2 separate regions of the Homo sapiens genome follow, and region 2 is linked to region 1. A link is an interaction called in ENCODE POLR2A ChIA-PET data of the cell type or tissue named here. Cell type or tissue: A673. All regions are shown on one strand. Each heading gives the region's core, and the rest is flanking DNA. Links, peaks and the distances in the headings are about the cores only.

What was found. Peaks named below come from ENCODE experiments on the same cell type or tissue, not always from the same donor. Only the 100,000 strongest peaks of a DNase experiment are listed, where the experiment ranks them.
Region 2: POLR2A ChIA-PET joins it to region 1 with 7 read pairs; 2 of 35 experiments call an interaction of 5 or more read pairs at or near these places.

Annotation. Positions count from the first base shown.
Region 1 is chr12:107,230,183-107,238,593 of GRCh38, forward strand. No RefSeq gene overlaps it. Among named protein-coding and RNA genes, the nearest start is that of ABTB3, 84 kb to the right of the region's middle. In A673, for the core only: no CTCF peak of the experiment used is centred there; DNase peaks (open chromatin) are centred at 3,569 and 5,199; H3K27ac peaks cover 552 bases.
Region 2 is chr12:107,386,530-107,391,529 of GRCh38, forward strand. The region is part of intron 1 of ABTB3 (ankyrin repeat and BTB domain containing 3); the gene reads left to right. Among named protein-coding and RNA genes, the nearest start is that of ABTB3, 71 kb to the left of the region's middle. In A673, for the core only: no CTCF peak of the experiment used is centred there; no DNase peak of the experiment used is centred there.

The DNA of each region.
Region 1 (8,411 bases), core at 1,675-6,674:
AGCACCAGGTTCCTGGACAAAAATCCCTGCCATCAACAGTTTTTAAAGGCTTAAGGAAGTGAGGGAGGAGGAAAAATCAAAATTATTTCTCGCTGAAATTAACGCCACATTTAAGTCATAGTTACAGAACTCGTTACTGACCTGAAGCAAAATCCAAAGATATTAAGATTCTGTGAGTGTAGACGGCAAGCCTCCCTCTCCCTCCATAGCCTGCATGAAGGCAGCAGGATCCTGATGCCCTGAACACATAGAGGGCAGATGTGCTGTGTACAGCTGTGTAGGCCAAGTGGTTCAACCCCACAATGGCGACACCATCCCCATAGCCCACAATATACCGGCATGAGGAGAGGACACAGATGTGGGGCAAGGGGCCTGGTTTCTGAACCGGTCTTAAGTATATACCTTTCCAGATGCTGTGGCTTGGATGTATATTAACCTTTCTGAACCTTTAAAATGCCATTATTTTGCAAGATGCATTACACGGGGATTTTATTGATTATCACAGTTAATAAATACTTTATATGTCCCAGGTCCTAATCTAAGTGCCTTACATCATCCAAACTTCACAATAACCCTGTAAGGTAGGTACTAGTTTTATCCTTATTTTATAGATGAGGAAATAGGCACAAAGAGGTTAAGTGACTTGTGCAAGGCCACCCAGCATACATTGTAGGGATAGGATGCAAGCACAGGTAGTCTAGGTATCTAGCTCATTTTTTTTGCCATTATATGCTATTGACTCTATTCTATGGGACCTGAAGGCAGCAGCTATAAAAATGGAACATCTGGAATGAACTAGTTCAACTTACCCAGGGCTGGCCAGATCACACCCAGCAGAGGTGCTCAGCTCTGGGTGCTCCGCTTTAAAAGGGGTGTAGACAAATTGTAGGCTATCTAGAGGAAGCTGGTTAGCTAGGAAGGGGGCTGGAGCCTTGTCATCAATAATAACCTCATGCTTACCAAATGCTTGACAGAAGTGCTTTACCTGCCTAGCTTGTTTCATTTAAGCCTTTATAACATCCTTACGGGGTAAGTCCTAAAATTATTGCCATTTGATAAAGAAAGAAGCTGAGGCATGGAGCAGTTAAATGATCTGCCTCCACACAGCTAATAAGCATCAGGACCAGGATGCAAACCTTGCAGTGTGAATCCAGTCTACTTTAAACCAGCGCTTCGCACAAATCGCCAAGGGGTTCTGTTAGAACGCAGACTCTGGTTCAGTAGGTCCGGGGTGGGGCCGAGCCTCTGCACTTCTTACAGGTCCTGGGTGACGCTGCAGAACCACGGACCACACTGAGTAGTGAGACTTCCAGCCACTCTGCTTGACTACCCACAATATGAGCGCTGATGGGAGGAACCAAGAGTTTTTGCCTCAAGGCAGCTCAGTAGGGTGGAGTTGAAGAACGTCATGGCTGTCCTGAAATATTTAAAGGGCCTCCATGTAGAAAGCAAATCAGACTTGACTTATAGAACCCCCGGGGACAGAATGACATGGATGTATCTTTCTTTCCAGCCCTGACCTTTCCCTTGAGCTTCAGACTTCTATATCTAACTGCCTGCAGGACTAAGCCACTTGGCGTGTCCATCAGTAGCACAAACTCCACATGTGCAGAAGCACCCATTGCCTTTCCCCCTACTTTCCATTTCACAGGAACTGGAACCACCCTAGATCACACTCGGTCATCCCCACATCCAATCAGTCATGAAGACCTGTCTGCTTGACCTCCTATTTCTGGGCACATTTTCTTTCTTTGCCTCTCTTGTGTTAGTTCAATGTTTTAGCATTTTTTAACCTGGATTACTATTATGATTTTCATACCAGACTGCAATCTCATCTCTGTCTCCGCACTTTGGTGGCCAAAATGATCTTTCTGAGGACCACAGCATCACAGAGCTCCTTGGTTCCATACCCAGTCATGGCTTTCACTGTCTTCAGGGTAAAACCCATGCTCCTTAGAATGACCACTCCGCCCTAGAGCTTGGTCACTGTGGGTTTTCCTATACTCATTTCCTTTCCATCTTGCACACTAAGCTCAGTAATATCCAAGCATTTAGCATTTTCCGCAACACCTTCCTCAGTTTCCTACCTCTGGGCCTCAGCCAGGCTGGGCCACCTGCTGGGAAGATGTTTGCCTGCCTTTCTCACCCACAACTCACGGAGGGCTTTCTCCTCTAGGAAGCCCTTACTGCCCCTCCTCTGGGTTCCCAAGGATGTACATTTTAACATTTAGCCTAACTACAGTGTATTTAATGTATTAAATGCTAATATGTTAAATATGTTTGTCTCTTTTGAAAACATATATCAACCAGCTGTTTGTTGTTGTTGTGGTTTGTTTGTTTCACACAGAGTCTCACTCTGTCACCCAGGCTGGAGTGCAGTGGCACGATCGCAGCTCACTGCAACCTCTGCCTCCCAGGTTCAAGCGATTCTCGTGCCTCAGCCTCCTGAGTAGCACAGATGCGCACCACCACATCCGGCTACCAACCAGCTGTTTTATTCAAAGGTGTGTCCCCACCGTATTATTACACAAATATTTGTTAATGTAAAGTTGCTGATTTAAAAAGAAGCTTAGGCTTATCTCTGACTCCCCTTTCATTTTCACATGCACATCTAATCCAACATGTCCTGCTGGTTCTGCCTTTAAAATATATCCAGAATCCAACCACTTCTCACCCATTTTCTGCCTGGACAACAACTGGAGGTCTCCCTACGCACTGTGTTCCCCACCCTCCTTCTGTTCTCACGCAGCAGCCAGTGTGATGCTTTGAAAACATCAATCAACTTCTGTCACCCCAGTGAGCAAAACCCTCCAGTGGTTCCCCATCACGCTTGGAATAAAATCTAAAGTTCTTAACATGGCCCTCTAGGTCTGTATGATTGACTTTTTCATTCTTCCCTGACTTCATTTTCCTTCCTTTCTCACCCGTTTCTACCATTCTCCAGCCATCATGGCCTTCACACTCTTTCTCGGATTTGCCAGCTTCTGGACTCCATCCTTGATGCCCCTCTATCCGAAATGTTCTTTTCCCCAGATATTCACAAAGTGCCCTCTCTCACTCAGTCAGATCTCTACTTAAAGTTACCTCCCCAGGGTGGCATTCCCTGACCACACATGTTAAAATCATGCTCTCAATCCTCTTGCTGTAGCCAGATGCCATGAGGCATGGCTGTAGTCCCAACTGCTCAGGAGGCTGAAGCAGGAGGATTGCTTGATCCCAGGAATTCAAAGCTGTAGTGTGCGATGATCCTGCTTGTGAATAGCCACTGCACTTTAGCCTGGGCAACATAATGAGACTAATCTCTAAAAAAAAAAAAAAAAAAAAAAAAAAAAAAAAAAAAAAAAATTTAAAAAGCAAAAAAATTAAATCATCTCACCTTGATTTATTTTCTTCATAGTAGTTACTACAATGTCTTTAAATTTATATAGTTTTTAAAATATTGTGTATCTTCCCTTTTGGAATCTAAGCTCCTTGGGCATAAGCACTTGATCTATCTTGTTCTCAGTTGTACCCAGGGCCTAGAACAATGGCTCATAGTAGGCACTCGATGAAGACTTCATGAATCTTTCATGAGCAAGACCAATGAGTAGAAGCTCCAGGGAGACACTTTTCAGTTCATTAGGAGGAAAGACTTTCTGTCAGCGAAGCCTGAAGATGGAAAGAACTGGCTCTGGATGGGATAAATCCCCTGTCATGGAGAGGTTTAATTCACAGAAAAGCTGGACAACAACAATCTCATGGGTGCGCATATGGATTTAGAGCAGCTGGGGGCTGGGCGAGATGGGCTATGGTTCCCCTTAAGGCTTCAGCTGTATTCAGTTTCATGTACCTGCCTGTGATCCTCAGGAATCCCTGGTGGGAAGCCTTGAGCTTGGCTGTAGGAGGCTGGATGCCAAAAAAAAGTCACAGTTAAGAGTTTTTCAATACAAAATGTAGTTTTTCAGTTTTTCAAGGAAATAGTTGATCATTCAAAAAAATTCAGAAAAGAGAAGGAAAAAACGCACGCATGCACACACACCCACAATCCTATCACTCACTGTTAATATTTTGGGACATATTATTCCTGTCTTTTTAATGGATTTTTTCCCATTTTATATTGTCATATTATAGTTGTATATTAATTATCTATCACTGCATAACAAATCACACCAAAACTTGGTGCCTTAAAGTGGCAATATACACATCTCTTATCTGTGGGTCATCAATTCAGAAGCAGCCAAGTGGGACTCCTGGCTCCAGCTAGTTTCTGTAGCTGTGGTCAGGCTGGGGCTGGGGCCAGCTCTGGCCTCCTCTCAGAGGCTTCTGCATTCACAAGTCTGGTGCCTGGGTTTGGGTATTCCTAGGGCATCTTTCTCTCTCTCTGTAGTCTGGCCATGTGATCTTTCAGCATGGGCTTCAAGGGGGACATGATGGGCTCTACATGGTGGCTCAGGACTCCAAAGCTATCTTAAGATAAAGAGCCAGGCAGGAATCTTTTATGAACTCATCTTGGAAGTCAGTAGCAAGGGTGGGAGACAGTCCTTTACTTGAACCCACTTCACTGACTTTACTGCTGTTAATTTCACTTAGCTTAACACATATGAATTGAGTGACCACTAAGGGCAGTGTACCATGCCATGTGCTGGAGATTTAAAGATGAATAAGACATGCTTCCTCCCTTCAATTTGTTTTTAATTTGGGGGATGCACCCAAAGCCATTGTTTCCTTTAGGTTGCACACTGATTACTTCAGTAATTGATATAACATATATTGGGCACTTCAAACCCTAGTTCTACCACTTGCTAACAGGTTTAAATGAATTAACCCATGTAAAACTTAGCCCAGTACCTGGCTTATGGTAAGGGCTCAATGAGTGTCAGCTTTGCTGGTTAACTGCCTGTTTGCACTCAGATCAGTCCTGGACCTTCCCTTGCTCTGCTCTGTATTTCAAGAAACTACATTCCCTGGGCTCCCTGTAACTCCCAGGAAGGGTCAGCCATTTGGAGGAAGACCAGTGGAAGACCAGAAGACAGAATTTGGATAGAGGCAGAATATTGTCCCCCTTCTCTCTGCATCCTGTGGCATCTCCTCCATGGCTCCAGCTCAGATCCTGATGTGGTTTCAGCTCCCACAGGGCAGCCTGCTGCTGTTCCTCCAACCCTAGGAACTGTTTCCCACTACTTCTAATCTCGAAGCTGCCTTATGAGCATCAGTTTGCTTTCTCATCTCTGCTGTGTCTTGAATAACCCATTTCCTGTATTAAATTCCCCTAGATTGAAAGACCTAAAGTGGTTCATATTTCCTGGTTGAAAGAGTTAGCTTCAGGCTGGGCACGCCTCTAATCCCAGCACTTTGGGAAGCCAAGGCAGGTGGATCACTGGAGCTCAGGAGCTCGAGACTAGCCTGGGCAACAAAGTGAGACCCTCAACTCTATAAAAAACAAAAAATTAGCCAGGAATAGTGGTGCATTCCTGTAGTCCTGGCTACTCAGGAGACTGAGGTGGGAGGATTGCTTGAGCCCAGGAGGTTGAGGCTGCAGTAATCTGTGATCACACCACTGCACTTCAGCCTGGGCAATGCAGACCTTGTCCCCCCAAAAAATTAGCTGCTAATATTAGTATTAGTATCTCATTTAACTGTATAACAGCTCTATCAGGTGGGTGCCTTTATTATTGTCCTTTTATAGATGGGGAAACTGAGGCAAAGGAAGATTAAGTAACTTGTCTCAAATCGCATAGTAAGTGGTGGAGGCAGAATATGAACCCAAATCTGTCTTCAGTCCAGTTCCTGATGTGCACAATCAGGTAAAGTCGCTATCTACCTACTAGCTGAGCTTTTAGAAGCCTCTTTTTACTCTTTAAGGCACTACCAAAGTTGGGGAAGTTTGCCTCTTGATATCCAGCAGTTCTTTCTTTCTGGGAGTCTCTCCACGCCAGTTTCTCATAAAGCTCTTGTGAAAACGCATGAATGAATAAAATATATGTGGTTTATTTCTGCATTGCTCTGTTTTAGTGATTTATTGATAATTTAGAAGGCTTTACTGTCTAATGTATGGGCAGATCATAGGTAGTTGATTAAGAGCGAGACTAGTGGTCATGTCTATAAAACACTGAGCATTGGCCCTGGGAAGAAAGAAATGTAACCTCACATGATAAAATTGTTTCGCTGGTGTAGCTAAAGTCAATTGCTGATATCTTTTTCTAAAAAGCCATCCATAATAGTCCAAGGAATGCCCATGTCATTCAAAAGATACTCAAAATTGAGAACAGCTGCCTTCAAGTGGGACAAAACGTGAGGGAAAGCTTTACAAAGTGGAAAATTACAATGGTTCCCCCGAGCCTGGCATGAGGAATGAAACATCAGATTAATCTCACACACAAAATAAGAAGTATATTAACAATTACTGTCATTCCAGAAAGAGATTAAACATGAGCATTGGTGAAAGATTACTTTGGTTCAGAGAACTGGGGCTTTTTCCTCGCAACAAAGATCATTATTATTGGCAAGAAGATACTTTACCCTTTTAATCACAAATCCACTCTCAGGTTTTGCCAGTTGGGCAAGGACTAAATTTGAGGTGAGCTGATCATTGAGGACTTCCCTGGAGCCTGGGTAACCTTGGCGAGTCTGGTTGAGCTGGGAATGTAACAGGCTTACTACTTTTTGCTTTTGTGTGATTCCATCTTCCTATGCTCCAGCTGTGAAAATCATTTCTGTCCAGCACCTCAGGTTATTTGAAGATTGGTTACATCCTCCCCACTTTGGTATTTCTACTGTAAACAATACTGGAATGAGGTATTTAATGAGGACTTTTGAAATGGGATCCAGTTTCAATGGGATGCCTGAGAGTGTCAGGGGAAAGATACCACATCCCCTACACTTTATACCCCTGCCCCCTGCCCCAGGAAACGAGTCTTTTCCTGTTTCTTCATTCAAAGCATCCTCCTTCCACAGTTAGCACTGAAGCTGATAGGGCTCAAAGCCACATGTAGGCAATAAGGTTAGAGAAACCATTCTTCAGCTTTAACTCCTTAGCATTTTCCCCCTGACTCATTTCCTGATTCATGAGCGCAAGACACGGTAGGCAATTAATTTTCATTTTATTCAGAGAGAGCTCACCTGATAGGTCTGATGAATCCTTTTCTGTGGGAATTCCAAAAGACCAAAGCAAAACCAGTTCAAGCCCAAGATGAGTCTCATTAAATCCCAAGCTCACCAAGCTCGAATCATGAGACTGGGTGTGGTCTACGGTCTTGCAAGCCCATGCTTGAATGAAGTATTAGAGGCAGGCACACAGTGCTGATCTTTCAGATTCGCTGCCTCCTTATCAGTAATGCAAACAGCAGCCCTCAGAGCTTAGAGCAGGCACAGAGCAGAAAAATCCTAGGGATCAGGATACAACTTTACTGAGGTTCCAGACAATATATATGGAGAAGGGGCCAGCATGGGATCCAGAGAGCAGGTGGCAGCCATGCCCTGACCTTGGGCCCTTGGTGCTCAGGCCAAACCTGACACCAGCTAAAGGATAATGAATGAAGAACAAAAAGAAATGGTTTAGCTGGGTGGTTGTCCATGCACCCAGCTAAAGCTCAATTATTGGGCTGTTTGTACATTTTACAGTATGACACCATATCAGTTTTTAGAACACGGCAAAGAACCTTTCCAACTTTCAATCAGCAAACTTAGAAGAGTCTCCACGCTTCCCGTCTCATCGCCCTCAGCAAGCAGAGTTCCTGAGCCAATGCAGGGACAAGACTTTGCTCTAACTGTCAGCAATTATTAATAACTGCAACTCCTCCATGCAAGCAATGGATTCAGAATGAACTAGAATTTTCTAGTCTTAACTCCAAACACCCAGGAAATGGAGTCCAGCTGGCTCAGTCTGAGTCACATACTCACAATTGGCCCAATCATCTTTGGGTAAGGTGACATGGGCCTCATAGAACATACATGGCTGCCTGGGGCCCATCCCTGTGGGCGAGGGGACAGACTAGGGTCCTTGTAAGCTGCCAGAACCTATAAGTAGTGTGTCTTATAGTTGTCTCGCAGAGAAAGAAGACCTGGGCAGTGATTCCTATTTTTCCTAGAATCGAATGTCCCTATCACACTACACATTCCTTCTTTAAATTCTCCACTTTCTGGCTTAATTGTGCTTTCAGAATTTGGGACATGTACTGTTAGATAGACACAATGCTAAAGATCCCAGATCCTAGTTTTTGCATTTTGCAACATGGCGGCACGTTTTTCTGTATCTGACTCTAGGCTCAGCATTAGCTAGATCCACCAAGATGATGGCCAAGTTAGATGAATCACCAGACTGTGATGCATAGTTACCAAGATATGCCAGACATTTTCAACCTTTCATCCTTTATTCTTCTTGTCTTCTCAGCCTGGAATAGCCTTAAATAATCCAGCTACTGAAATCCTGCTCA
Region 2 (5,000 bases), core at 1-5,000, 150 kb after region 1:
ATTACCAGTGGGATAATGACATTGGCCTGGAGGAAGCATTTCAGGATCTGCAGGGATTTTGGGTGACTTTTCTAGAGTTAAAAAGAGTATCTGCCACCCATTCTGTCCTGAGTCAGCCTGTGCCTAGTGAGCCCACAGCCCTGACTGATCATTCCCTTGGCCTTTGTTATAGAGCACACCAGGGTGGGTGTCCCTGAGCGGCTGGCTGCTTGGTCTTGTTCAGCCTTTCTGTGTTACATCTTTTTCCTGCAGCTGCCACACACAGCTTTCTAATTATGTCATGTCATGGTGATGTCCTTGATAGGTCACAGTGGCCTGGGCTTTCCTGGGTGGGAGGCCGAGAAGTCGAAGGAAATGGAAAGTGTGTGTGTGTGTGTGTGTGTGTGTGTGTGTGTATGTGTGCGCATGCTTGCAAGAAGATGGTGTGGATCAGACAGTCAGCTACATTCTTTTTTTTTTTTTTTTGAGACAGAGTTTCGCTCTTATTGCCCAAGCTGGAGTGCAGTGGCGTGATCTTGGCTCACTGCAACCTCCACCTCCTGGGTTCAAGTGATTCTCCTGCCTCAGCCTCCTGAGTAGCTGGGATTACAGGCACCTGCCACCACGCCCAGCTAATTTTTGTATTTTTAGTAGAGACAGGGTTTCACCATGTTGCCCAGGCTGGTCTCGAACTCCTGACCTCAGGTGATCCACCCGCCTCAGCCTCCCAAATTGCTGGGATTACAGGCGTGAGCCACTGTGCCTGGCCAAGTCAGCTGCATTCTAAATCCACTATAAACATTCTCCCCCCACCCTTGAGCCTGCTCCTGCGGGTAAGTCTCTTTTGCCCCTCTTGGTAGTAGGCAGTAGGTGTCCTTGATCAGCCTACACCTAAGTCAGTGAATTTTTGTTGAGGGACTGCTATGTGTCAAGTGCTGGGCTAGGTGCTGAGGGCTCAGCAGTGGCAATCCAGGCAAAGTCTTTGCCAGCTTGTAGATGACTGTTCAGTGGGGAAGACAGATGTTAAACAAATCACCAGATGTAATATTGATATGGTAACAAGTGTTCCAGGTACTGCAAAGAAGAGGGGCAGAGTAGTTGTCTCATTTTTGAGTTTATTCATTCATTTGTTGAACAGTATCTTAAAGCAATTGCTCTGTGCCAGGCAGCATGCTAGGTTAAGTACATCTCGTCCCTGGGACCTTCCTAGACCACCAGGCCATAGCAGTGACTCCTTCCTCAGAACAGCCCAGGACACCTGCCCCTGCCATCTGGGACTTGGTAGTTTTTGACTTGTGCAATTAATTCAAATTAATGCAGGTCCCATACAGGAGCTTTGTTGACTTTTTCATGAGATTGGTCCTTATTCCACCAAATAGTGAAGACTCCTCCTCCCTCATCTTCCTGCTTCCCCTCCTCCTACTCCTCTCCTTCTCTTTTCTCCTCTTCTTCTTCTTCTTCTTCTTTTTTTTTTTTTTTTTTGAGACAGAGTCTCGCTCTGTTGCCCAGGCTGGAGTGCAGTGGCACAATCTTGGCTCACTGCAACCTCTGCCTCTCAGGTTCAAGTGATTCTCCTGCCTCAGCCTTCCGAGTAGCTGGGATTATAGGCTCCCGCCACCACACCTGCTAATTTTTGTATTTTTAGTAGAGACGATGTTTCACCATGTTGCCCAGGCTAGCCTCGAACTCCTGATCTCAGGTGATCTGCTCACCTCAGACTCCCAAAGTGCTGGGATTACAGGCATGAGCCACCGCACCCGGCCCTTCTTCTTTCTTTCTCCCTTCTCTGCCTTCTCTTTCCTTCTCCTTCTCCTCCTTCCTTCTCCTCCCTTTCTTTTTCCTCCTCCTCTTCCTAATTCTGCCTTCTATTCTTTATTATCTGCCTCCTTCTTCTTTTCCTCTCCTCTCTTTCTCCCTGCTTCCTTGTCTTTCTCTTTCTACCATTTTCTCCTCCTCTTCCCCCTCCTTTTCCTCCCCTTCTCCTCATCTTCTTCTCCCCTCTTCCTCCTCCTTCTTTCCTTCCTCCTCTTCATCTTCCTTTTCCTCCTCATTCCCCTCCTACTCCCACCCTTTCTTCTTCCCTCTTCCTCTCTCTCTCTCTCCCCTCTTCCCCTCCTGCTGGAGGTCTGGGCCAGCCATCCTGGAGCCCTTGAAGGCCCATGCAGGGGCCTGGCAAGTGGCATCTGCACAGCACCAGCAGGTCTCCGTTGGGTGTTCCTTGCTTCCCTGCCCTTTGTATTCTGAATTGACCTAGGGCTGTGCTAATAGATGTAAAGGGTTTGCACAGTGTCTTACACGTAGGAAATGCTCAAAGACGAATAATGAACATGGTCAAGTTGTTAATGATGATGATGGTTATCAGGAGCCAGGGTTTCCTCTTCAACTCTTCCATGGATACATTAATTTAACAAAGATCAAATGAGTTTGCTTAGATTTTGTGTTCTCTGTTCCTCAGAGGAAAAGCATCAAGTTTACATTTTTCCTTTTGGAGTGAACCAACATTAAAACTCAGAGTTCAACTTTTTAATTTCCTTTTTCAAAGAAATAGATATGAGCTGCAGGTGAGTGTTAACCTGTGGTAATTGGGACTGCACTTCTGTACTTCAAAGATCACAAGCTTATTTTGAATACTTGAGGTTGGAAAATGGAGCCAGAGGCTATGAGATTCACCTCAACAAATTTGCAACAATGTTTAAGAAATTTTAGAAAATTAAACAAAAACTCTTTAAAGAAGCAATGTGACTCAAGCTGTAACCACCTACTTCCTCTAGTCTCTCCCCCATAATAGCTAAACATTTTTAATGCTTATGTACTAGGCATATTGCATGCTTTATCTCATTTAAGCTCACTATCATCTTAGTTTACAGGTAGGAAAACTGAGGTATAAGCCGCAATACTCCCCAAGGATCATAAATGATAGAGCTTATAAATGATAGAGCCGGACAGTCTGACACCTGAGCCTACACACTTCCCCACAGTGACATTCTGCCCCCAACAAGAGGTTCTGAAACTGGCATGGGCAGCTCAATTTCTGGATTTGGCCTCCTCCAACACTCCTGTCCAGAGTGACTATTTTGGTTATTAATTTCTGTGAAACAAACCAACCCAAACATAGTAACTTAAAAAAACAACAACCATCTTATCCCACAAATTCCGAGTGTTGACTGAGCTCAGCTGGATGGTTCTTCTGCTCCAACAACGTCAGCTGGGGCTACAGATAGCCGGGGGGCTCTACTGGACTGGGATATCTAGGATGACTCCCTAAAATGTCTGGTGCCTTGGTGGAAGATGGTTGCAAGTGTGAGGTCAGGTGGGATGCTGGGGCATGTGTGTGTGTTTGTGTGTGTGTGTGTGTGTGTGTGTGTGTGTGTGTGTATGTATCTGTCTGTTCTCCTTCCCTGACAGAAAACCACTTCCTCTTCCCAAAGCCTTTCCATGATGTCTTTCCATGTGTTCTCTCTGCATGGTCTTTCAGCACAAAAATTGGACTTCTTAAATGGTATTCAGGGCTTCCAAAAGCTCAAAAGCAGAAGCTGCCATGCCTGATTCTCTGGCCAAAGTTCTGGCTAGATTTCAGTGTGGGAGGAGACTAAACAAGGGCATGGCACTGAGAGGGGTGGTCCATTTGGGACCCTCTTCAGAGATCAGCTACCACAGTGAGACTTCTACCACACAGCTCATAGGCAATGAACCTATGTGACTTTTTTAAAAAGTACCTACTGTGCGGTTTACCTATAGTGTATCTTATTGTATTTAATGCTCCCACCAATCCTAGGAGGTAGATATTATTATCTTCCTTTTATGGATGAGAGAATAGCCTTAGATACTTAATAACTTGCCCAAGGCCACCTAGCCTGTGAGTGAGGGAGCCTGGATTCTAACAGGTTAGCCTGATTCCAAAGCCTATGCTGTTTCCTCTATGACATCCTCTCTTCGGGGAAGGTGGTACACGTTTGTGTGTGCTTGCCACTTTCAATCAACTCTTATTAAACAAGCCAAAAAATACTCACTGAATTATTAGGATGTACCAGGTTCTAGGAAGAGGTAGGAGGCAGTGTCAGTACTGGTTTCTGCCCTCTGAGAACTTGACTGCAGGGATAAGACAGGTAAACAGGAAAAGATAAAACCAACAATACTGGTTAGTGCTGACATGGTACTACTGAGGGTGGAGGGAGAGGACACAGACTGATGATCTTGGAGGCTGTTCCTCAGAGAAAGTGGGATTTTAAAAAATGATTGAAAAGAAAGAGATTGGAATTTGGAAAAAGTTGTGAGGAGTGGTGATAGTTTAACTTACATAACACATACCATGGGCTTCACAGGGCTATAAGCACTTTCCATGAATTAATTTATTGAACTCGGCCAGGTGCAGTGGCTCATGCCTGTAATCTCAGCACTTTGGGAGGCCAAAGTGGGTGGATCACCTGAGGTCAGGAGTTTGAGACTAGCCTGGCCAACATGGCAAAACCCTGTCTCTATTAAAAAGGCAAAAATTAGCTGGGTGTGGTGGCATGTGCCTGTAATCCCAGCTACTTGGGAGGCTGAGGCAGGAGAATCGCTTGAACCTGGGAGATGGAGGTTGCAGTGAGCCAAGATCACACTGCTGCACTCTAGCCTAGGTGACAGAGCGAGACTCCGCCTCAAAAATAAAAATAAAATAAAATATTTTATTGAACCCTCAGGCAATCCAGTGAATTGGGTGCCATCAATATTGCTGCTTTATAGATGAGGAAGCTGGGGCACAGAGGAGTTAGGTAAGTTGTTTGAGTTCACACAGTGTGTAAAGTGATGCTGCTGGATTTGAATTCCAATTATGTGCATTCTGGCACCACAGTTGGGATCCTAATCATCAGGCCGGACCACCTCTTGTAAGGGAGGCTGATTTAGAAGGGGGGTCTTTTTGGGGAGAGAGTGGGTAAACCAGCTTGGCCAAAACACAGAGCACTTGTAGAGGGAATGAGCATAACAGTGACTAACACTTAAACACATTTGATCCTTCCACCTCCCCACCTACTGTAAGG